Regions from separate parts of the Homo sapiens genome. Here region 2 is linked to region 1. Evidence: chromatin contacts called from ENCODE Hi-C or POLR2A ChIA-PET data. All regions are on one chromosome and are shown on one strand. The core of a region is the stretch at or near the end of the contact, and the rest is flanking DNA. Distances in the headings are between cores, read along the strand shown.

The links. A loop is a pair of places that touch in the nucleus more often than their neighbours do. ChIA-PET counts read pairs that join two places held with the same protein, here RNA polymerase II (POLR2A). Pooled maps may share reads with other maps.
Region 2: a loop to region 1 is called in a map of adrenal gland, with 6 times the contacts of the local background. The contact joins the enhancer-like site here to the promoter of LINC02134 in region 1. A Hi-C loop is called at or near these places in 3 of 168 maps with a recorded cell type or tissue (MCF 10A, adrenal gland and posterior vena cava), 1 of 37 single-sample maps with no recorded cell type and 1 of 50 pooled maps. POLR2A ChIA-PET finds 5 or more read pairs at or near these places in 3 of 52 experiments (OCI-LY7, PC-3 and Panc1).

Annotation. Positions count from the first base shown.
Region 1 is chr16:47,963,633-47,968,673 of GRCh38, reverse strand. It overlaps LINC02134 (long intergenic non-protein coding RNA 2134), which reads right to left and starts at 2,985. Exons shown (of 2, transcript NR_146502.1): 1 at 2,664-2,985. LOC105371237 (a long non-coding RNA gene) reads left to right here and starts at 3,238. Exons shown (of 4, transcript XR_933513.2): 1 at 3,238-3,394.
Region 2 is chr16:48,011,662-48,016,248 of GRCh38, reverse strand. No RefSeq gene overlaps it. Among named protein-coding and RNA genes, the nearest start is that of LINC02134, 48 kb to the right of the region's middle. RefSeq lists an enhancer at 2,564-3,065. Within about 2 kb of position 2,653, at least 2 of the 41 ENCODE cell types and tissues checked have a DNase peak (open chromatin) inside an H3K27ac peak, as active enhancers do; they include PC-3, where a contact is called at or near this core.

The sequences.
Region 1 (5,041 bases), core at 1,736-4,235:
TTATTGAACTGCCAACTCTATAGCAACTGCATGTTTACAAATCACCTTCACATTCATTATCTGTTTTTCTCCAACTATACGACATTCATTCATCATGCAGGAGGGAAAGTGTCTACTCCAAGTTCACACAGCAAGGTGAGGATTGAGCTGCAGCTGGAACGCTCCAAGTTGGTGTACTCTTTCCAGGATATTTTGATGCCTTTCAAGCACCAAACATAAATGATTACCTTTAGTACTACCTCACCTCACCTCCCAAACCACTCTGCTTCAGCTCTATCATATTTTGGCAATTATCTTTCAAACTCTGTTGTCTGTATAGTTTGTTACACATGCACACACACATACAGAAATACACACATATATACATATATATGTATATATATATATTTAGCATACCTATTCTCTATAAAATTTTCTAATTCTATATGCCCAGCCTCAACAATTTCATTTGTTCATTGAGGGTGATATTTAAGCTTTTTCTCTTTCTTTTTGCAACCCATAGTGTTGCAAACATAGTGGGCATGTTGAGGTACTGCCACCTATCACCCCAGGGAATCTCCAAAATTGATTCAGTTACTCTAGTGACTAGGTGGGTTCTCCTTTTCCTAATTGCTCCAGGCTGCATGCTCTGTTACAGAAAAAGGCTTTCTTATACATGAGGGGATTGTTATTCAACAAAACTATTCAAAACAAACTTACCCTCCTGCTAGAACTTTCTAAAATATAACCCCTACACCAGACACAGTATAGTTCATGAGCAAATCATCCTCTGCATTCTGGGGCAGCAGTTTCCAATTCGCCAGATGCTAAGACATCTGATTTCTTTTTACAAAGGCCCTAGGTTCCTTCCCTACTCTTTTTAATTATAATCCTGGATCCACCATCTCACCCAAGTCCACCATCAAGAATATAAGAAATCTATTCCTGAGCAAGGGAGTAACTAAGATCAGGGTTTATCCTAGGTCTAGAAGCAGAGCCATAGAAATCAAGATGTAGGATGCTGAGTAGGTAGATGCAAGGATGAAGCAAGGTAAAAAACTGGAAACATCAGGGCCTCAATGACCAAATCCAGGTAGGAGCTTAAGAGAGCAGTAGCAGGAAGTGTTAGGAAATCCTGTATTCCAAAGTTCACAAACTGAAACAGGAAAAAATGCACAGAAGGCCAGTCGCTAGGAGAGATGAATCTTTTTGAGGACCTTAAACATCTAGTGGATTTGTTTTTCTAAGAATAAAAACGTTAATATCTATTAAGCATTACATTCCAGGTACCACTATAATCTATTTCATGCATTGTCTCATTTAATCTGCACAAAAATATGACTTTCCTTTTCTTCCATTTTGCAGAAGAGGAAGCTGAGACTTAAGAGAATGAAATGACTTACCCCAGGTTACACAGCTACTGGGAAAGAGAAGAAACAGAGACAGAGAGAAGTTGGGCTGGATTTGAATCTAGACAGTCTCACGTGCAAGCTATCATTTAGCCAACAATTGATATTACTGTCAGGTGTTCTGTGGCATTCACCTCCCTCCAAGATTTCCTGACAACATACATCTGTATTATAAACATTTTAAACCAATATATATTGATTTGGCATTGACAATTGCACATGTTTATTCTCGGAGATGACTAGAACGAGCTCAGGATTGAGAACCACTGCTTTGGGCTTGAAAAGACCCTGCAGATAAAGACATCAAGATGCTTTACCCTCGAGACCCCTTTGGAGGAGTCACTGTCTCCGTCGTAACTCTGCACAGTCCCTCCAGCAGCTGTTGGATGACTTCCATGCCCTGGAGTGTTAAAGGAGGAGAATGGGGGAAGAATTAGAAGATACAGAAGGACAAGTCGAAGCATCGTAATTCTGATTTTAAAAAATCAGGACACCATAGAAATTCTATTTCTGAAGATTTATACTCCACTTAATGCCATGAGGACTTTAGGTGGCTAAAAAAAATCTTGTAAACTAAACAGGGTTATTGGATTGTGAAATTGAGAGCCATAAAATTTAAAACAATTTCATATGAAACTTCAACTTTTTTTTGAATTTCAAAGTAAAAGAGGCAGTATCAAGAAAATTTGAATTTCAAACGAAGAGGAGAGGAGCCAAATTTCTACTTTGCTGACAACTGAAAACCCATCATCAGTCCAGGGTGACTCAGGTTAAACACCTGCTCTGGGGCTGATGCCTGAACTTGCCCCTGATTCTTGCTGTATCAGGTTTGAGACTAAATCAGGCAACTCCTGTCTCCTAGATTCCTCTCAGTGTCTGCAGGAGCCCTCTTTCTTTTTTTCCTATGGAAAGGCCGTTGTAATGTCTCGCCCACTTTCGCCTCTTTGTGAACATGGCACCAGAACTTTGCACTTCACACGGTCTATAAGATGTCATCTTCTAATTTTTCCCCTTTTGTGTTAAATGTCTTTTTCCAGTTGAAAAGTAAGCTCTTTTAGTGTAAGGGCACTCTCTGATGCCACCCTTGCTTGTTCCATTCTCAAGTGAGCAGTAGCTTAGTGCAGTGACTATGATTTGAGTTTGAATTCTGAACCTCTGTGACATTGAACAGATTCCTTATCCATTTCTTCTGTAAAATAGGATTAAATAGGCAAAAAGTACTTAACCCAGTATCCAGCATATATTCATTCCTCAATAAACCTTACTTAGCATTACCTTTTATTGACTGGAAGAAATGGCTTTAGGACTTCATACACAGCTGAGGCACTCTAATGGATGATTTCCTCATTTTTGCCTCTCCAAGTTCCGAGTCCTCCCTTTTCAAGATTAGAAGCTGAACGCTTCTTCTATCCCCTCCCACCCCCATCACTACAGCTCCTCTCCATCTGATTCAAGTATCTATTACCATCTCATTGAGATGCCACTTAGACAAGGCCTTCAAATGTGGAGCTGCAGAAGGGGCTGGGTGTAGTCTGGGGTAAAGGACTGCCCATTAACATTCAATCCATAATAGAGACCATTATCTTGGCAGCAAAATACCCCAGCAGTAGTGATGTGAGGAAAGGGGGGTGGGTTACCAAAGCAACAGGGAGACTGGAGCTGCACTGTTTCTATGGCAACAGAGAGCAAGCACGAGCATTCTTCTAGTTGGAATGATGATTATTTAGGCTCTCACCAACAGTATCAGTGACTCATCAGGTGGATTGTGTTGCAAAGTGTGGATTAGTAAAGGGTTTCTCTTCAAATCCTGGCAAGAACGAAGCCCACAATAGAGATCCTGACTCTTCAAGCTGGAGCCTGGACTCCTTTATTAGGAATGAAGGGTCTCTCCTTGGCTACTGGCCAATTAATTACCTCCTTAATATCAGCAATTCTTATTTATGATCTGCAATCTCCACGAGTAGCCTGCTTGGACAAAACCCATTTATGGAAATCCAATTCATAAGGTACATAAATTAAGTAGTAGAGAAGTGCTTACGCAATTTTCTCTTTTCCCTCAATTTTAATTTTATCAAAGAAACACACTTGCATCATTAAAAAGTCAATTAGTGCTTAAAAGCTTATAACAAGAAACATCAATCCCCACACATATAACACCCCTCCCTCTCCCTGGTTCCTAGAGGCAACCACTTTCAGGAACTTTCATTTTATATCTTCTATTTACCTCCATATTTTCAAATATCTCCACATTGCCTAAAATTTCCTATTAAAGTGGGTAGATAAAGCTCTTCACAACTTGCCTCTCTTAAACTCAACCTCCTAATATGATTATGCACCATTTAGTCATGCACCACTAAATGACAGGGATACTTTCTGAGAAATGAGTTGTTAGGTGATTTTGTCCCTGTGCAAACATCACAGAGGGCACTTACATAAACCCAAATAGTAGAACCTACCACACACCTAGGCTGTATGGTGTGGCCTATGGCTCTGAGGCTACAAACATGTATAGTATGTGACTATACTGAATACTGTGTATAGGCAATTGTAACACAATGGTGTTTGTGTATCTAAACATAACTAACCATAGAAAAGCTACAGTAAAAATATTGTATAAAAGATTAAAAATGGTACAGCTTGGTAGAGTATGTAGTATGAATGGAGCTTACAGGACTGGAAGTTGCTCTGGATGAGTCCGGGAGCTAGTAGTGAGTGAATGGGAAGGTCTAGAACATTACTGTACAATACTGTAGACTTCATAAACACTGTACACTTGGGCTACACTAAATTTATAAAAACTATTTCTCTTTCTTCAACAACAAATTAACCTTGACTTGACTATAACTTTTATACTTTATAAACGTTTAAACCATTTAAAACTTTTTGAGTCTTGCAATAACACTTAGCTCAAGACATAAACACATCATACAGCTGTACAAAAAATTTTTTTCTTTATATCCTTATTCTATAACGTTTTTCCTATTTAAATATTTTTTAACTTTTTGTTAAAAACTAAGACACAGACACACATGCTAGCCTAGGCCTTCACAGGGTCAGAATCATCAAGACGTCACTAGGCTATAGGAATTTTTCAGCTCCAATATAACCTTACGGGACCACTGTCATGTATGCATGTGGCCCATTGTTGAGCAAGATGTCATTATGTGACACATGACTGTGTATCGCAACTTTTGAATAAATCCTATTTATGGATTATGATGTTTTCATCATTAAGGACATGGAAATATTGGCTCACTGCTGAACTAATTAGGGAAACTCAGTAACATGATTTTACACAGGCTGGGGCTAGAGGCTTCCCCATTCAAGATACAGACCTGCACCCAGTCCTCTGGGTCTGGTTTGGTACATGGCCCTCCTCTGCACTTGGCGTCCGCATATCCGGAGGCTCTCTGTTCAGTTTCTCTGAATAATTCCCTCCAGCTTCTTGACAATTAGATCGGAAGACTCTGGCCCTTACCCAGACCCACATCCCTCCCTTGCTTGCAGCCTGCATTTCTGGCTCACCCTCAGCCATTGCTGGGGCCGTGGGTTCCTGAGCCTTTAATTGGGCAGTTGGTTTGACCTTTCCTGCCACTGCCCTCTTGTACAAGCGGGTTCTGAGTTACAGATATCTTCTGGTGTTGTCCAAAATG
Region 2 (4,587 bases), core at 1,404-3,903, 48 kb before region 1:
CAAAAAACACATGAAAAAATGCTCATCATCACTGGCCATCAGAGAAATGCAAATCAAAACCACAATGAGATGCCATCTCACACCAGTTAGAATGGCAATCATTAAAAAGTCAGGAAACAACAGGTGCTGGAGAGGATGTGGAGAAATAGGAACACTTTTACACTGTTGGTGGGAGTGTAAACTAGTTCAACCATTGTGGAAGTCAGTGTGGCGATTCCTCAGGGATCTAGAACTAGAAATACCATTTGACCCAGCCATCTCATTACTGGGTATATACCCAAATGACTATAAATCATGCTGCTATAAAGACACATGCACACGTATGTTTATTGCGGCATTATTCACAATAGCAAAGACTTGGAACCAACCCAAATGTCCAACGATGATAGACTGGATTAAGAAAATGTGGCACATATACACCATGGAATACTATGCAGCCATAAAAAATGATGAGTTCATGTCCTTTGTAGGGACATGGATGAAATTGGAAATCATCATTCTCAGTAAACTATCGCAAGAACAAAAAACCAAACACTGCATATTCACACTCATAGGTGGGAATTGAACAATGAGATCACATGGACACAGGAAGGGGAATATCACACTCTGGGGACTGTGGTGAGGTGGGGGGAGGGGGGAGGGATAGCATTGGGAGATATACCTAATGCTAGATGACGAGTTAGTGGGTGCAGCACACCAGCATGGCACATGTATACATACGTAACTAACCTGCACAATGTGCACATGTACCCTAAAACTTAAAGTATAATGAAAAAAAAAAAAAAAAAAAGAAAATCGAGACACAAAGTTGACTTATCCAAGGTAACTGATGTGGTTTGGATCTGTGTCCCCACCCAAATCTCATGTCAAATTGTAATCCCTAGTGTTGGAGGTTGGCCCTGATGGGAGGTGATTGGCTTATGGGGGTGGAGTTCTCATGAATAGGTTAGCACCATCCCCTCACTGCTGTTCTCAAGATAGTGAAAGAGTGAGTTATCACGACATCTGGTTGTTTTAAAAGTGTGTGTCACCCTCCCCCGGCCCCTTGCTCCTGCTCCACCATATAAGACACCTGGCTCCCCGTTGCCTGCCGCCATGATTGTAAGTTTCCTGAGGGCTCCCCAGAAGAAGATGCTGCCGTGCTTCCTGCACAACCTATGGAACTGTATGCCAACTTAGAAAGAAACCTCACTTCTTTGTAAATCACCCAGTCTCAGGTATGTCTTTATAGCCATGTGAGAATGGACTCATACAGTGACACAGCCAGTTAGTGGCAAAGCCAGAATTCCAATCCAGGGAGTCAGGTTCCTGGGCTTATGCTCTTAACTGCAATGCTGTATTAGTCATGTGAGAACAATGTTAGCATAAACATCAGTATGAACACCTGAACCCTTTCAACAATGACAGGTGGCCTTGCTGGTCTTATGGCTTCCGATGCATTCTGGCCTATATGGTCATCTTAACACTTTGAAAATGAACTTTCTGATTCTTCCATCCCAGGCAGAGCTGCCAGAATTACTGGCAAGGGTCAAGTTATTGAGCTCTCTCTTCTCAGACTGGGGAAAGTATTCGGGTATCCCCAACAACCATTCCTCCTCTTCGGAGACAAGATGGCACGGAGCGTGGGCTGCTGCTGTGGAGATGCGTGTTGCTATGACGGCGGCTCATGCCTCCTTCCTACCCTCTCCAAGGTGCTGACACAGGCAGTGGTTTCTATGGTAACAGGGCGAGTGGAGGGTCCATAAAGAAAGGACTCATGTGTTCTGACATGAGGGGAATTGAAATGAATCCTGGGCATTTGGAGGGCTACCCTGACATATGTCAAAGAGAAATGGTCTCATTACTGCAGGAATAGTCCCAGCAAGTAGACTGTTTGAGACAACAGAGTTTCTTAACTTATTCTCCCCCAAAAGTTTGCCTTTTGTCTTTTTTTTTTTTTGAAACAGGGCCTTGCTCTGTCACCCAAGTTGGAGTGCATTGGCGTGATCTTGGCTCACTGCAGCCTCGACCTCCTAGGCTCAGGTGATCCTTTCGCCTCAGCCTCCCAAGTAGCTGGGACTACAGGAGTACACCACCATGCCCAGCTAGTTATTTTCATATTTTTAGTAGAGATGGGGTTTCACCATGTTGCCCAAGCTGGTCTTGAATTCCTGGGCTCAAGCAATCTACTTGCCTTGGCCTCCCAAAGTGCTGGGATTACAGGCATGACCCACCACGCCCAGCCTGTCTTTTTTTTTTTTTTTATAAGGACAATTTAAGATTTCAAAAATTAAGATAAAGAGGCGGAAAACCATAGTGAGACTGAATTCTCAGGGGTGCGTAAGTCAATTACTATGCAGCCAATAGACCCACAAATAACTTTTGAATATGGCTCCAGGCATCTCAGAGAAGTTTCAAAGAATAAAGGTACTTATGTTCTGTCCTCTTTGAAGCTGCTCAATGCCCAGCCTCGGAAAACTCTTCCCGTTGACTGACAGCCTCTGCCCTGCAGGCTGTGGTGCCCCTTCAGAGCCCACGCCTTTCCTGCTGCCAGAAAGGCAGGGCAGATCCCCCCCCCCACCTCCCTGGGGCCATGGCTGGCTGCACCCTGGGATCCTGGCCCACATATCAACGCTTACTCACTTTGCCCTTTGCATGCTTTAAAAGTAACAGGAGGTGTGGGAGGAAAGCCAAGTTTGTGTCAACCCAGCATTCTAAGTGCAGGCTCAGCGGGGGAGACCATTTGGCGGTGGCAACTGTTTTGCATCTCCTCCTGGGTCGGCATGCAGGATAAGACATGGCACCAGCTAGCTAATGCTTATTTGAGTGCTTACTATGTGCTAGACACATTTCTAAGCAATTGACATCAATGGGCTCATTTAGTTTCCCAGACAACCTGATGAGATAGTGCTGTCCCCATTTTACAGATGAGGAAACAGAGAGTTTGAGTAACTTACTCAAAGCCTTACATTTAGGAAATAGAAGAGCTAGGATTCAAACCACACATCAAGGCCCTGGATTTGGGCAGTGGCCACGGGAAGAAATCAAACTAGTATACTCAAAGAAACCTGGGCAGAGAGTGAGCTTGCCACCGGAAGAGGTGGAAACTGTATTAAGACGCTTTCAGTGACAGAAATCCAGCTCAGGCATTCTTGAGGAACAACAGGAATGTGGGGATCCATAATTCGGAGATGCCCAAGGATATGTCCAGCCTCAAGCGCTGCTGAATCCAGGCCCTCAACCCCGCCCCCTGCCCCCCAAGCTAAGCCCAGCCTAGGTTCCTCCTATTGTTGCATTCTCACACTCTCCCCACGCAGTAGGAGCTTCAGAATGACATCCTACTTAGCTTAGCCACAGGAGAAAAAGAGGACCTATCTTCCATCATTCTAGCCAAGTCTTGGAGTTGATGATGTTGGCATGATTGGTCCAGTTTGGGTCCCATGTCAACTCCCAAGCCAACCACTTAGTTGATCCTGTATCTCATGGGCAAAACCTGGGTAATGTGCCCAGCTTTGGAGTAATGGTGGAAGGAAGCAAAGCATTGGTAAGCGGGGCTCCCAGATGGAAATCTGCTGTGAGCAGAGGAGGAAGAAATGGATCCTGGGTAGGCAAAATAAAGCAGCTCTCCTTAACCCTTGCTCTCCAGAATATACAGAGAAATGGTGAAGACCAGACAGTCATTAGCCAAATCCTGCACCTATCCCTTCTGCCCACTCAGAGGCCCGAGCCGTACAAGTCATAGAGATGAGCCAATCTCTCCTCTCTCCAAGGAGGGAGCAGCCAGCCAGTGGGAGCCCTGCATAGCTGGTCTCTGGCACGCACTTCCCCACCTTTGCACTTCACAGGACACCCTCCTCTTTTGATGCCTGCTCTCTTCCCCACCTCCACTGGCACTGCCTCATTACTTTTGCTTTCTGTGTCTCTCATCCACCTCTTTTCACATGCACCTCACTCAGGCTCTTTCATCAGAGATGCTTAAAATCTTTCATCTTTCTTTTTCTGCCCATCCTTCTCCTGGCGTTTTCCCACCGTCATTAAAAATCAAAGTCCTGATTTCTCGATTGCCTTCTGAGGGTTTTTTGTGGCCCCAGTCCAGGTACATAGGAGCCCAGTAGCTTTTCTTGATGGGTCTCTGAGCATTTTCAGGCATGTGCTTTAGGGAACTGAGATTCAGGGAGATTAAGCATGTCTCTTTTGTGGTTTTATTGCTGAGGAAGCACAGCAGCTGCGTGATCTGTAATACCAAGTTTGTCTCTCTCCGCTCATCCAACCAACACTTCCTCCAGGCTCGGGACAAGCCATCCCTCAGTGTGAATTTACTTCATCCCTCATTGATCCTTTGTTTCTTTGAACTTCCAGACAATTTTATAGTTACTTTGGCTCCTGGGACCTGTCTCCTGCTGTGGCTCCTAGGGTCCTAAAGTAATGGAAATTAAGGTACATTTATTTGGTTGGCAGAATCTTTGGAGATCTTATTGTCTACCGTTCCTCCACTGCAGGGTGATTAGAGTGTTCAGAAATAAAGCCGGCTCTGAAAGGCCACATGATAGGAGGGACTACTGGAGATTGAACATTCGTGCCTCACTCCTAAATTCATATGTTGGTGCA